Linked DNA regions of Homo sapiens: region 1 is linked to region 2. The links are chromatin contacts, found by Hi-C in ENCODE. All regions are on one chromosome and are shown on one strand. Each heading gives the region's core, a stretch centred on a gene start or an enhancer-like site at or near the end of the contact. The rest is flanking DNA. Distances are from core to core; before and after follow the strand shown. Region 1 has its middle 27 kb from the start of LINC02496. Region 2 has its middle 66 kb from the start of LINC02496.

Region 1 (6,148 bases), core at 3,365-5,864, 41 kb after region 2:
ATCTTAATTAGTTTTGACCACACAAGATTTCTCTAAACCTTTTACTATGTCTTATAATGTTTTTCAATTTTCCTTTTTCTCCAACTTCTATATCCACTTAGTTTATTTAATTGCTTCCTTTCTTCATTTATTCTAAAGTGACATATAAACTAGAAAAAAATCACTTTTTTAACAAAAACATAGTTTCAAATGTCATAATCTCCTTTATGAAAAAGTCTTACATTTATTATATATTCTGTATACAGAATTGTTTCCCTTTTTATTGCAACTTTTAGTGACCACATATTAGCCAGAATTTTAATTTTTAGGAATCTTTATAGTGAATACCTAAGAAGTGGATAATTTTTAATTGTCAGTCATGTACTAGCAATTTATTAATACACATTTTATGATTTTTAGAAATACAGCTTTTTAATGGAATTATTTTTCAACGTGGAACAGAATATATTTACTAATATATCTAAAGATCTTTTGTCTTTCTGAAATAAGAAGCCTAGATTTAGTAATCAGTGTCTTAGCATTTCATCTTTTTTGAAAATGATGTATATATTTAATGACTATCTATCATTTAACTTAGCTGAGCAAAATGTTTAGGTTATTGTTACCATAAAGAATTGAGAAATATTTTTCATTAAACATAAAAGCAATGATTAAAACTTCATTTATAAGCTTTATCTCACTTTCATCTATTTTATTTATTTAATCTTAACAATTATGGTTGGAAAATTTTATGAGACATTAGATAAATCTAGCCATCATCTCAAGTTAAATTTTCTATTCACCATTTTTATATTACCATATGTTAGGCAAGTACCATAAAATAAAGAACCTTAAAATTAAACACATGTGGCTGGATGCAGTGGCTCACGCCTGTAATCCCAGCACTTTGGGAGGCCGAGGTGGGAGAATCACGAGGTTAGGCGATCGAGACCATCCTGGCTAACACGATGAAACCCCATCTCTACTAAAAATACAAAAAAAAAAAAGAAAAAAAAAATTAGCCGGGCGTGGTGGCAGGCGCCTGTAGTCCCAGCTACTTGGGAGGCTGGGGCAGGAAAATGGCGTGAACCTGGGAGGCAGAGCTTGCAGTGAGCCGAGATTGCGCCACTGCACCCCAGCCTGGGCAACAGAGCAAGACTCCGTCTCAAAAAACAACAACAAAAAAAATTAAACACATGTATGTTTTGCTAATAGCTCAAGACATAGTTCTTTTTATTAAACCAAGAATTTTAAACTAGTCTTATTCATCAAAAAAAATGTATTCACATCACATGAGCTTGAAAAATATTTGGGCTATTTATTTTCTTTATGGGTACTTATCTGCCTTTGAGTTAATTTGGTACCATGTAGACAATATACAAATATGTGTATAGACATATACATACATGTAAATACAACATATAAAATACATATGCACATATATATGCATCTAAAAGCCAAAGAGATCAAGGAGTTTAATACAAAAGAGCAGAGAGCTTTAGATTTGTCTACTTTCAACTCTTGGAGTTGCAAGGAATCTGTCCACTTAGAAATATTGCTGTTCCATGAGAAAATAATGAAGTTTCCTTCCCAAAAAAAGGAAACCTCTCTGTTTTTCTTTGGCATCTTTTCTGTTTTTCTCAAGAGGTCCTAGTGTCGTTAGAAATCTTCCTTAGGTTTCCTCATGTGACCTCAGGGATAGCAACTGGAAGCAGGGACAGAGAAAAGTAAATGAAAGAGCAAGTCCTTGTGGCAAAAATTATGTCACCAAGAGGATAAACAGGCAGAGGGAGTTTATAGATTAATAGTTAGCAGGGATTTACAAAGAGAGGAATTTAGTCAACTGAGAAGCCTCTGTAGAGAGAGAACAGAAGTCTTAAGAATACACACACACAAACACACACACACACACACACACACATATATATATATAACCTAAATATATGTATACTATAGGTAAAATTTTAAATATGTAAGTCTTTAAAAAATTAGCAGATATTAGCTGGGCAAATGGCAAATATTCTTGTGCCTTGTTTCCTTGGCTTTTTCTTTCTGAAATGTAACTCTCTTTCAAATCTGATCTCTGCTAGAATACTACTTAACTGATCTCCTCTATGTTAACGTTTTAAAGCCGTGGTAGAATTTACAACTCCAAGGGACTGAGAAGGCTCTCTTTAAAAAAATACTTTTAGATACAAAAGTCCAAATTTTCAAAGGTATATCCACTTTTAATTGTAACTTAGCACCAGTAAGCCTTTTTTTTTGAGACAAAGTCTTGCTCTGTCACCCAGGCTGGAGAGCAATGGCACAATCTCTGCTCACTGCAACCTCCGCCTCCTGGGTTCAAATGATTCTCCTGCCTCAGCCTCCCGAGTAGCTGGGATTACAGGTGCACGCCACCACACCCAGCTAATTTTTGTATTTTGTTAGTAGAGACGGGGTTTCACCATGTTGGTCAGGCTGGTCTTGAACTCCTGACCTCGTGATCTGCCTGCCTTGGCCTCCCAAAAAGCTGGGATTACAGGCGTGAGCCACCACGCTGGGCCAGTAAGCCTTTTTATGGCTTACAATCCGATGCAAGAATAGCATCCCTAAAGAGAGTATAAAAACGTAGTGACCCCTCAAGATCTAAAGTTTCTTCCAAAGAGTATGGGTGCAGTGGCTCAAGGCTATAACCCAGTGCTTTGGGAGACCAAGGCAGGAGGATTGCTAAAGGCCAGGAGTTTGAGCTCATCCTGGGCAATATAGTGAGACCCCCATCTCTACAAAAAATTTAAAAATTAGCCAGGTGTGCTGGTGCATGCTTGTAGTCCTAGCCACTCCAGGGGGCGGAGGCAGGAGGATCACTTGAGCCCAGGGGATTGAGTCTGTAGTAAGCCATAATCATGCTACTGCACTGTAGTCTGGGTGAGAGAGCGATACGCTGTTTCTAGAAAAAAATAAGATAAAATAAACCAAAAAGAGGCTCTAAGAAAGTAATATCCCTCCTTATTAGCAAGGCAATGAAAGTTGAGATAATTAAGAACAATTCCCAAAAGCTGGCACATTTGGACAAACAGACATTTGGGACCCCCAACTGAACTCCCACATGGCTGCCTTACACGATTAACAAAATCTGTGCCCTTCAAGGTGTTAGAGATGAGAAAATAAACTTGCTCGTTAGAAAGCCAAACTTCTTAAGAAATAAAACAAGACAAAAGGAGAACCTTATGAGGCTTTTTCTTCTCATGACAAACCATACGAAGATACAGAAACAAGGAAAACAAAGACCATCCTAGGAAAATGACAAATCAATAACCAAATAAGTATGTACAACAAATCTACAAGAGTCACAAATTCAAATAACCATTTTTTACAGATTTTTTTTCCTGTTAATATGAACCTGGAAAGGCAGGGACAAGGAAAAGAATTTACTTTCCTCTCTCCACCAGGTACCACAGAGGGAGAAGCTGGCTTGAGTAAGAAACCTTACCTTTTTCTGTGGACTTTTGCCAGTTCTCTTTCAGGATTCCCTCTATAGGTCCCAGAACAAGTGAATTATCTCTGCTTTTCCAGGCTGCATTGAAAAATTGTAGGGGAGAAATCATAGTTTCTTTTAAAATTCTTAGTTGAGACATCTCCTAAAAACAAAAAGTCAAATTAACAGAAAAGTAAAAACAACCAGAAGTTTATTAAAACATGCTGTACCCATCACGCAGGAGAGGCCTCAGTTTAAAAGTATTTCTCTCTCAAGGTAGTGGTTTATGGGCCTTGCTTAAATAGTACTTTAACAAAGAGCCATAAATCCTATCTAGTGATAAGACAGAGGAGAGAGCAGTTCCAGTCTTTTAAAAGGCAGGAACATGTGAAAAGATTGTAAAATCTGTTCCCAGATTCTTCTGGTGCTTGCTAGTGCCTTCCCTGGGCCCATAAGCAAGTGTCGTCTCCAGTAAGGAGGGAACGATGTCCTGCCACCAGGCAAATAGAGGCTGAGGCAGAGCATTCTCCTATGTTTTTAGTGACATTAACTTAACAATTCTCAATATTTCAAGGAGAAATATTTTGGTTTCATTCATCTGTGATACACTTTGGACATCTGTCTTTACTCAAATCTCATGTTGAATTGTAATCCCCAATGCTGGAGATGGGGCCTGGTTGTGAGCATTTTGGTCATGGGGGTGGATCCCTCATGGCTTGGTAGCTTCACCATGGCGAATGAGTTCTTAAAGATCTGGTCATTTAAAAGTGTGTGGCACCTCTCCATCCACTCTCTCTCCCCACTGCTTTCGCCATGTGATGTCCAGGATCCCCGTACACCTTCCACCATGAGTGTGAGCTTCCTGAGGCCTCCCCAAAAGCAGATACCAGTGCTATGCTTCCTGTACAGCCTGCAGAACCATGAACCAATTAAACTTCTTTTCTTATAGTCAGTCTCAGGTATTGTTTTATAACAGTGCAAAAACAGCCTAATACAACCTGCCTACCTTTGTTCCTTATTCCCTGCTTTCCCCCAGCCCCCATTATCCATTCTTCACACAACTGCCGCAGTGATATTTTTAACATTAGTCAGTTTTTGTTTTTCTCTTTAGATTTCTCCAAAGTCTTCCAACTGGTCAGAGGGTGAGTGTCCCAGATGGAATGTAAGCTGAGCTTTGGTATGCAAGTGATTTGATAAGAAATTGTTCCCAGGGAAACTGGTAAGGAGCTGTCCCCAGGGAAGAGCTGAGAAAGCAGGACAAGAAAGGACAAAATCCAAGTGAGGGTGTCATCACAGGCAAAATCCCGTAAAGCGCAGCTTCAGCCTAATCCCACAGAGGAACTCTGAAGAGAAAATTCAGCCTCTGTGTTTTCCCAACTACAAGCTGCACCTATTAATTATCTAATTATTGGGTGGAAGATCGTGGGCATACATTTTCAGATATTTCTCTGAAGTGTGGACCAGGCAGGCTCCAGTATCTTGAGGACATTCCTCCAAACAAGATTCATAGAAGAAAAGTGCACAGAAACTGAAATATGCACAAAAATAGTCATATAGATCCTAAGGAATTGGGGGACCAATATTATCTATTACATAATTCTACTTAGAAATCCAAACTACTTAGCATGGTTTTGTTTAATTAAGCCCTGACAAATTCTACAAACGCCTGTCTCCCACCCAGCCCCTCACACTAACCAAACTAATCTCTGTTGTCTTGCTGTAACCAAGGTTGATCCCTGTGGCCTATTTCCTTTGCCCAAATTCTCACTTGAACTCCATTGTTATATGATTGACCCTATCGTATGCTTCTGATTTAGTTAAAAATGATTGCTTTTCACAGAGTCTGTCCCTCATCATCTGCTTCAAACTTCCATACTTCCCAAACTCTTGATTAAATGAATTTGTTTTATTTTCTTTATAGCAGTTAATGCCATTTGAAATGATCTTGTTGCTTTATTGTCTCTAACTCACCTCATTGCAACATAAACTTCATGTCTGTCTTGTTTACCCTTTCAACTCCACCACACAGAGCAGTGCCTGATACAACATAGGTGATCAACAGTTATTTATTTAATAAGCAAATAAAGGGCCATACATGACCTACTTACATTTTATGCCTACTCCACCCTCACCTCCTTGGATTCCTAACTCCTATTGATAGGGTTGCTACTAGGAAATTAAGAACACCTCATCAAGAATAAAATAAGAAGACATTTAAGAAGGAACTTCCTTATCATATAGTGATGCAGCTATATAAGTTATTAGAGTGCACTGCCATGTTGTTTAAACTTCTTGTTTGGAAATCTCAATGAATCCTTGACTGATCTCGCTAAGGTCCCTTGCCTTGAACTTTGTAGCTTGGGCACATATGAAAAGCTGTTTCTTTTTATATAGGGTATACTCTACTCTAGAAGTCATCAATATATCTAAACATAACAGGAAGAGAATACAGCCCAAGATCTCTGATTTATAAAGTGGCATATATGGGAGTCCAAATCAAACTCACAATACCTCAGATATACAGAGAGAAATATGCCTAATTTAGTTTGCCTGTAACCAATGTCTGTTACTCCCCACGTTTCACTATGGGTTAAAGGAAAAATTTCTACTTTGGATATTTTATGTTTAAAACTTAATCCAATTCAATAATTTGTTAAATAAATTTATAGGAAGTCATTGGTTTGGATTGAGTTCCTGCACTAGGCTTCAACA
Region 2 (6,968 bases), core at 1,101-3,600:
TGTACTTTTTAAAACTAGAAGATGCTCAGTACTATTCTTGTGCATGTAGAACCAATTGTCTTCAGATTTTGATATATTTATTCTTAATAGAATGCTATTACAGTTATTAACTATTTTCTTTTCTGATTCTTTATGTATAAATTTGAAATAAATTATCTAATTGGTATTGATCTTTTTAAAAATCATATAAATATTTTACATTCTTCATTTAAATTCCAAGTCATCGCATGTTCTATTTTAAACCTCTATTTACATAAAATATTATGTTCTTAATTAAATTGCTATGAATCTATATTACTGAGTCCTAATGCACTTGCAGACAAGGTTTTTATACTTTATAAAACTATGTATAGGTTTTACTGTTCAAAATGAAAATATAATACAGCAGGTGTAATGTCTTCATTTAAAAGCTATCTGAATTTTTTTCAATATATTATTTGGATACTAACATTTGGGTCACAAATTCTAAGTTCAGATTCCTTTTCAAGTTTTTACTATAATTAATAGTGACCTTGTGAATGCTATGTCTCTGCAACTGTGCAGGCAGGCAGGCGGTCATTATCCAGTTGGTAGTCCAAATGGATTAGTTGTCGAGGGAGTATGGAATTCAGCATTTCCTTCTGCAGGGGCTGTTTGTTTCAACTTGGGCTTAAGGCACAATTCCAGTCTCAAGGAACTATTTATAAAAGAATTGGGCCAGGTGTGGTGGCTCATGCCTGTAATCCCAGCACTTTGGGAGGCCGAGGCAGGAGGATTGCTTGAGGTCAGGAGTTCAAGACCAGACTGACCAACATGGTGAAACCCTGTCTCTACTAAAAATACTAAACTAGCCAATTAGGAAACCGAGGCAGGAGAATCGCTTGAACCCGGGAGGCGGAGGTTGCAGTGAGCCGAGATGGTGCCATTGCACTCCAGCCTGGGTGACAGAGCAAGACTCCGTCTAAAAAAAAAAAAAAAAAAAATTAGAATTGAAATAATGTTATAAATCAGAGGTCAGAAAACTATGGCCTATGGTCCAAACATGATGCATGATCTGTTTTTGTAAATACATTTTATTGAAACACAGCCACACCGATTTATTTATGTATTGTCAATGACTGCTTTTGTCCTTTCATAGTAGTGTCAAGTCATTGCAACAGAAACCCTACGGTTTACAAAGCTGAAAATACCTACTACTTGTCCCTTCACAAGAAAAGTTTGCCAAAGCATATCCTCAATTAGATAGATTGTAACTATTTAAAAGCATATCAATTCAGAAATGAAATGAGTGACCTTGTGATGTAAAATAATTATTACATGGCATTTACCATATGTCACCTATGATGAATAATTTTGCTATATTAACTAATCAAATCACCACAATAATTTAATGAGACAGTCAGGGGGCAGAATGGGGATTTAAATTAAAAAAAAAATATCTGACTTCAGAGTCTGCTGTTAACCTGCAATTTATACCAGCCCCTGTAAATGGTAAATTTCTCATTATTGGAGATGTTCAGCCAGTTTAATGAAAGCTTGTCAGAGATTGTAAGAAAAAAAAGTCCTTTTAAGGTCATCTTCCACAGTACAATCCCAATAATTTGTCATATCCGAATCAACAAAAAGCAATGCAGAGAAAAAAAAAGCATTTGATTTCAAGAAGATTCACTGAGAGTTATACGATTCAATAACAATGAGATATTCTTAAAATTAGAAAATAAGCTAAGTATTCTAAAAGTCAAGTATTTGAGCTTTTAACCCCCAAAAAAGAAGAAAAAAAATCAGTTCCAATGAAGAGATGGAGTATGAAAAGAATTTTTCCACAGTTTGCTTGGTCTCTGACTTACTGATGACTATTACTATGTTATGTGGAATCTTCCAACATAAAGTCATTAAAACAATAAAATCTGACGTATTGGCCCCTGTTGCTGTTAGCCAAAAACAAATATCCTAGTAATATGCAGGATTACTTATGGTTCAGACACATTGAGGATGCATTTATGTCTGAGATCAACTCACTCTGTTTTTCCAATTAGACTTATACCAAAGTCCTCATGGAAGAACCCTTCATTCCAGTCACTGTCCTGCCCAAGTTACTGTCAGAAGAGATGTTTAGAATGCTGGATCACAAAATTCATCCCCTCCTGACTTACTATGTCTTTCTTAGGAAAGGAGGTCTAGAATGGCAAGATGGTCTTATTCTCTCTCTCCTGGTCTCCATGTAGTTCCAAGTCCAGTCCTCACTCTCCTCCTGCTCCATCCCCCTATCCCAGTGGCCCAGAGGTCCCCCAGCCTCCACTGCAGGGTCACTCCAGTCTGTCCACATGACACTGCCACAAGCCTGTGGGCATCTGACTCTCCTTCTCTGATGCTATGGAAAGATGAGTAAGCCTGAAATGAGAGGACTTGGTATGAGCCTGATTCTTAATGATTCAGTATGTGTCCATGCAGTGAATAGTGGCTCACTTCTTTTTGCTTACTTTCATTTTCCCCATTAGAAACAAGACACAAGACATAACAGCAGCTTTGTATGATTTGGAGAAGATAAACGCAAAGGTTCTGTAAAACTAGCATAGACAACTGTCATGTATTATTTGGTATTCGGTGTATATTCAGTCTGAAACTAAATGATCAACAAATGCTGAGAAAAGTTATACACAAAGTCACTTCACATCTAAAAAATATATTATTTAGAGTCTAATGGTGAAGATAATCTTAGGTCATAAGATTTGATTTTTTTCCAATAGATTTTGGATGAAACTAAACCTCTTGCCTGTATGCATATTTATCTCACATTTGTATGTGCATAACATTATTTTCTATTGCATCTAACAACACCATATGATTTTCCCAAATATTTTTATAATAGTTACTTTAAGTCATGAAGCAGAGCTGTGGAATGCTGGGGAAAAAACAGTTAAGATCAGACAAAGTCAATCCTGAGCCAAAAGCAATGGCCTGACTCATTTCAAGCGAATGTGTATTTCAGTAGAGGCTGGAACCCAAAATGTAACAGAATCTAAAAATAATGATGATCAAAAATTGTGCACAGTGTTGGCTTCTAGTTATAATTCGGTCTTTTTGGACACACTGATCTTTAAATAATAAGGTATGGGGCTGACTGTTACCATATGTTTCTTTTAAATTTTCAAAAAATATATCAAGTTAACTTCTCCTTCCATCCATGGACAAGATTCAGCTATTCTGAGTCAAATAATATTTCAACTATATGATCTTCTTTTGATGCTACATAATTCACTAAAGGATTAAAAAGAATGGTAGGTATATCTTATTTTCAACATCATCCTCTTCATTTATCACAAAAATTAGTAGAATAATGGAATAACCCAAAGTCCTTTTGCTTTGGAACATCTCGAAAACAAATATACAATGTAGGCTCTGACTGATATGTAGACTTTGCTGGCATTATGCATTATTAGTGTTCTACTACTAAAAAAGGCAGTCAGGAATGAGTACGTATCACATATTTTTGTACTTCATAAATACTTACTTTATTTTCATAAATAATAACCTTATAAACATAAATTATTAGCACCAAAGCTGTAATTGTTTAAGAAATTGTGCTAAGGAAAATTAGCTCTTATGAGGGTAAGCTTAGGCAGCATAAATGAAATCTCTTTGAGAATTTTTACCAAGTATTTTACTTTGAAATTATGTTCCTATTAGGAATAAGAAAATAATATCTCTGCCTAGTTAGCATATTAGCAGAAGACTGTTTCATATCATTGTCAATTCAATTATATGCAGCATTTATTAATGTTTATCATTAATACTGGCATTTCACAAACATTAATTCAACTGTCATAGACTGTCAGATATCTATCAATTCTTTCATTACAATTAATTTATACTACTTTATATGATACATTCATTAAAGCATGAGACTAGTCCATAAATTTAGCTATGAAATTATTTTCTAAATATTATGTTAGGATATGTTCAGAGATACATGTTTAGTATATCTTTTAAAAACTGTTATAAACACATAGTTTTTTTTATGACATTTCTTTGATCTTGTTTGGATTATTTTGACCCTCCAACTCCCATTTCAGGTTTGTTGTTGTTGTTGTTTGTGGTTTTGTTTTGTTTTGTTTGAGACAGGTTCTCTGTCGCCCAGGCGGGAGTGCAGTGGTGTGAACTCGGTTCACTGCAAACTCCACCTCCCAGGTTCAAGCAATTTGCATACCTCAGCCTCCCAAGTAGCTGGGATTAAAGCGCCCATCACCATGCCTGGATAATTCTTGTATTTTTAGTAGAGACGGGGTTTTGCCATGTTGGCCAGTCTGGTCATGAACTGCTGACCTCAAATGATCCACCCACCTCAGCCTCCCAATGTGCTGGGATTACAGGCAGGAGCTACTGTGCCCAGACTCAACACCCATATTTTAACAGGTTATTTTTACCTGTAGTCCAAAAAAAAGTTCCCAATAATACACAAACAGCACAGATGCTCCTCAACTTATGGTGAGGTTATGTCCAAATAAATCCATAGCAGTTTGAAAACACCAACAAGTCAAAAATGCAGTTAATGTAGCTAACCTACTGAACATCAATTATAGCCTAGCCTATCCTCCCTTAAATATACTCAGAACTCTTATATTAGTTTACATTGAACAAAATCATCTACAATAAAGCCTATTTTAAATAAAGTTTGTAATATCTCATGTAATTTATTGATTACTGTAATGAAAGTGAAAAACAAAATGGCCATACGGATATTCAAAGCACGGTTTTGACTGAACGTATGTAGCTTTTGCAGTATCATAAAATCAAAAAATTTTTAGTTAAACCATCGTAAGTCACGGACTGTCTGTACATTGAAAGCAATATAATTTACACTTTAAAGATTTTGTGTTATTTTATTATAGTATAATCTTCCTGACTAATTATGTCTCTATGAGCAAGTAATATCATTATATCAGAGAATTCTATGGCAGATGTTTTCTAGTAAGACCTATGTATTAACTAGTTAAATACATATTTTACAAAATTCTTACCCCTTTGGCTTCTCCTATGACTTTTACTTGGATCTACAGAAATCTCCCACCTGCAGGCTCAAACCAGAACTGTTCCTGTCTGAAATGGGAAATATATCAGCAGCCTCAGTTTCTCAATCTTATAGAATTTAGTCATATCATCAGTTCTGGCATTTCATGGGCAATGACTGTCAGTTTCTTTATAACTCCTACCACTATCGCCTGCTACCCCCATTAACTTTTGTCCCGAGAGCCCAGGTTATGGTTTATACAGAAAAACTAATATGTTCTTGAAATCCAGACATTCTCAAACTCTGCTTCCTCAATAGGGGAACCTATTTCTCACAATATTCTTATTGTGAGAGTTTCAAAAGGTATGCATCACAATCATGTTTATTTCATGCGAACATAGTTCCCTGGCTCCGAGATATGTGGAAACTCACTGTACTAACTTTATAAGTTTTCCATTATTTTAAAACTGTTCTAAAATTTCCATTAATCTAAAACGGTTCTAAAATTATTTTTTAAATGCAGCCCCCTGGGTTCTATAATATATCTGCTAAATTACAATTCCTAAAAGTGACATGATGGGGAGCTTACTTTAATAAACACCTTAACTGATTCTTATGTACACCAGAGTTTCTGTACTGACCAGGAACAGGCTTACGCCCTCTGTACTCTCTTCAGTATTGTCCAATTGGCCGACAAATCCACCTTCAAGGAGAAACTGGAACCCAAGATGCTATTATTATCACCCAGTCTACCATTCATGTTCTTGTCCTGTGTCTACTGAGGGTAATAACTTTCTAAGCATAGAAATTAGCCTGGAAGTACTTGTAGGCAGGTCAACATATCAAGTAGACCTCCTGGATTAAGTAATTTGGCATAAACACCAAACTCCCTTCATCAGGTTCAACTTGAAGTCCTGGAGTAGTCCTCCCTCCCTTGCTAACTCCCTTTTCTTAGATCATCAGATGTCTCCTCCCACTGACATGTTCCTGAGTTAGAATGGAAGCAAGAAAGAGAATGATGAACACTGTTTTGGAAAGCAAAAAATGCATCACCAAAACAAAATTCTAAAAAATAAGCACAGAGGTGCAGTCAATGAGAGTGTTTAATATGTTTCTTCCGGCTTTCTAGACTCAGAATTCTATTATTTAATATTTATACTATTTAAATATATTTATATACTACTTATTTATTTTTAAATAACTTTTACTTTAAATAACCTCAAAATACAAATGTTACTTCCAGTTATCTAGTTGTACTGACTGATCAACTATATCACAATTGCTGAATCCACTCATCAGAATTTGTTAAGATAAAATTTGTCACATTAGCTTTGCATGAAGGATTCTTATGAAATCCTGAAAACAATTTTGAGAAAATAACCAGATCACTATTAAGTCTTTTAAAAATAGTCTTTACTACACTTTTCTTTCACAGGAGCTGAAAAAATAAAATTAGTATTATTTTAAGGCACAAATTGGCCACCTAATACTTCAACCTCTCATTTGCTTATTAAGATCATTTTCCATACTTTTCAATTTCCATATGTAGCAGTAAAGTCTCCTGAATAATTGCAGAGAGTTATGTTTGTAATAAATTTCTTAAATTACTTGATTTCAATCTGGTCTGCTTTTATAAGATTTAAATTAAATTAATGAAGAGGAAGTGTCTCTGTGTGCCTAAGTAGAATAAAAGCCAAAATATTAAAAGAACATGTCAAAACCTGAGTCACATCATCCAGCGCTGGGAAGCTGGTATCAGGCAGCCTGAATCCCTGTGCTGCTTTTGTCCAGTGGAGACCAAATCAGAAACAACAAGTCATTGTGGAGTATTGTTTAAAAATGAATGTGCTGAAGATTTTCTGATTTGTATTTATTATCCACTGACCTGTTCTCAATGGATTTCACAAAGAGAAGCAAAACTAATTACCTCAGGCCAGGCTGTCTGGAAAATAATGACATGATGATTTAGAGGAAAGGATTC

What was found. A loop is a pair of places that touch in the nucleus more often than their neighbours do. Pooled maps may share reads with other maps.
Region 1: a loop to region 2 is called in a map of ascending aorta, with 2.8 times the contacts of the local background. The contact joins two enhancer-like sites. A Hi-C loop is called at or near these places in 6 of 168 maps with a recorded cell type or tissue (IMR-90, Panc1, aorta and 3 more) and 4 of 50 pooled maps.

Annotation. Positions count from the first base shown.
Region 1 is chr4:60,720,222-60,726,369 of GRCh38, forward strand. No RefSeq gene overlaps it. Among named protein-coding and RNA genes, the nearest start is that of LINC02496, 27 kb to the right of the region's middle. RefSeq lists an enhancer at 3,756-4,955. Within about 2 kb of position 4,615, at least 3 of the 41 ENCODE cell types and tissues checked have a DNase peak (open chromatin) inside an H3K27ac peak, as active enhancers do; they include ascending aorta, where a contact is called at or near this core.
Region 2 is chr4:60,681,226-60,688,193 of GRCh38, forward strand. No RefSeq gene overlaps it. Among named protein-coding and RNA genes, the nearest start is that of LINC02496, 66 kb to the right of the region's middle. Within about 2 kb of position 2,351, at least 3 of the 41 ENCODE cell types and tissues checked have a DNase peak (open chromatin) inside an H3K27ac peak, as active enhancers do; they include ascending aorta, where a contact is called at or near this core.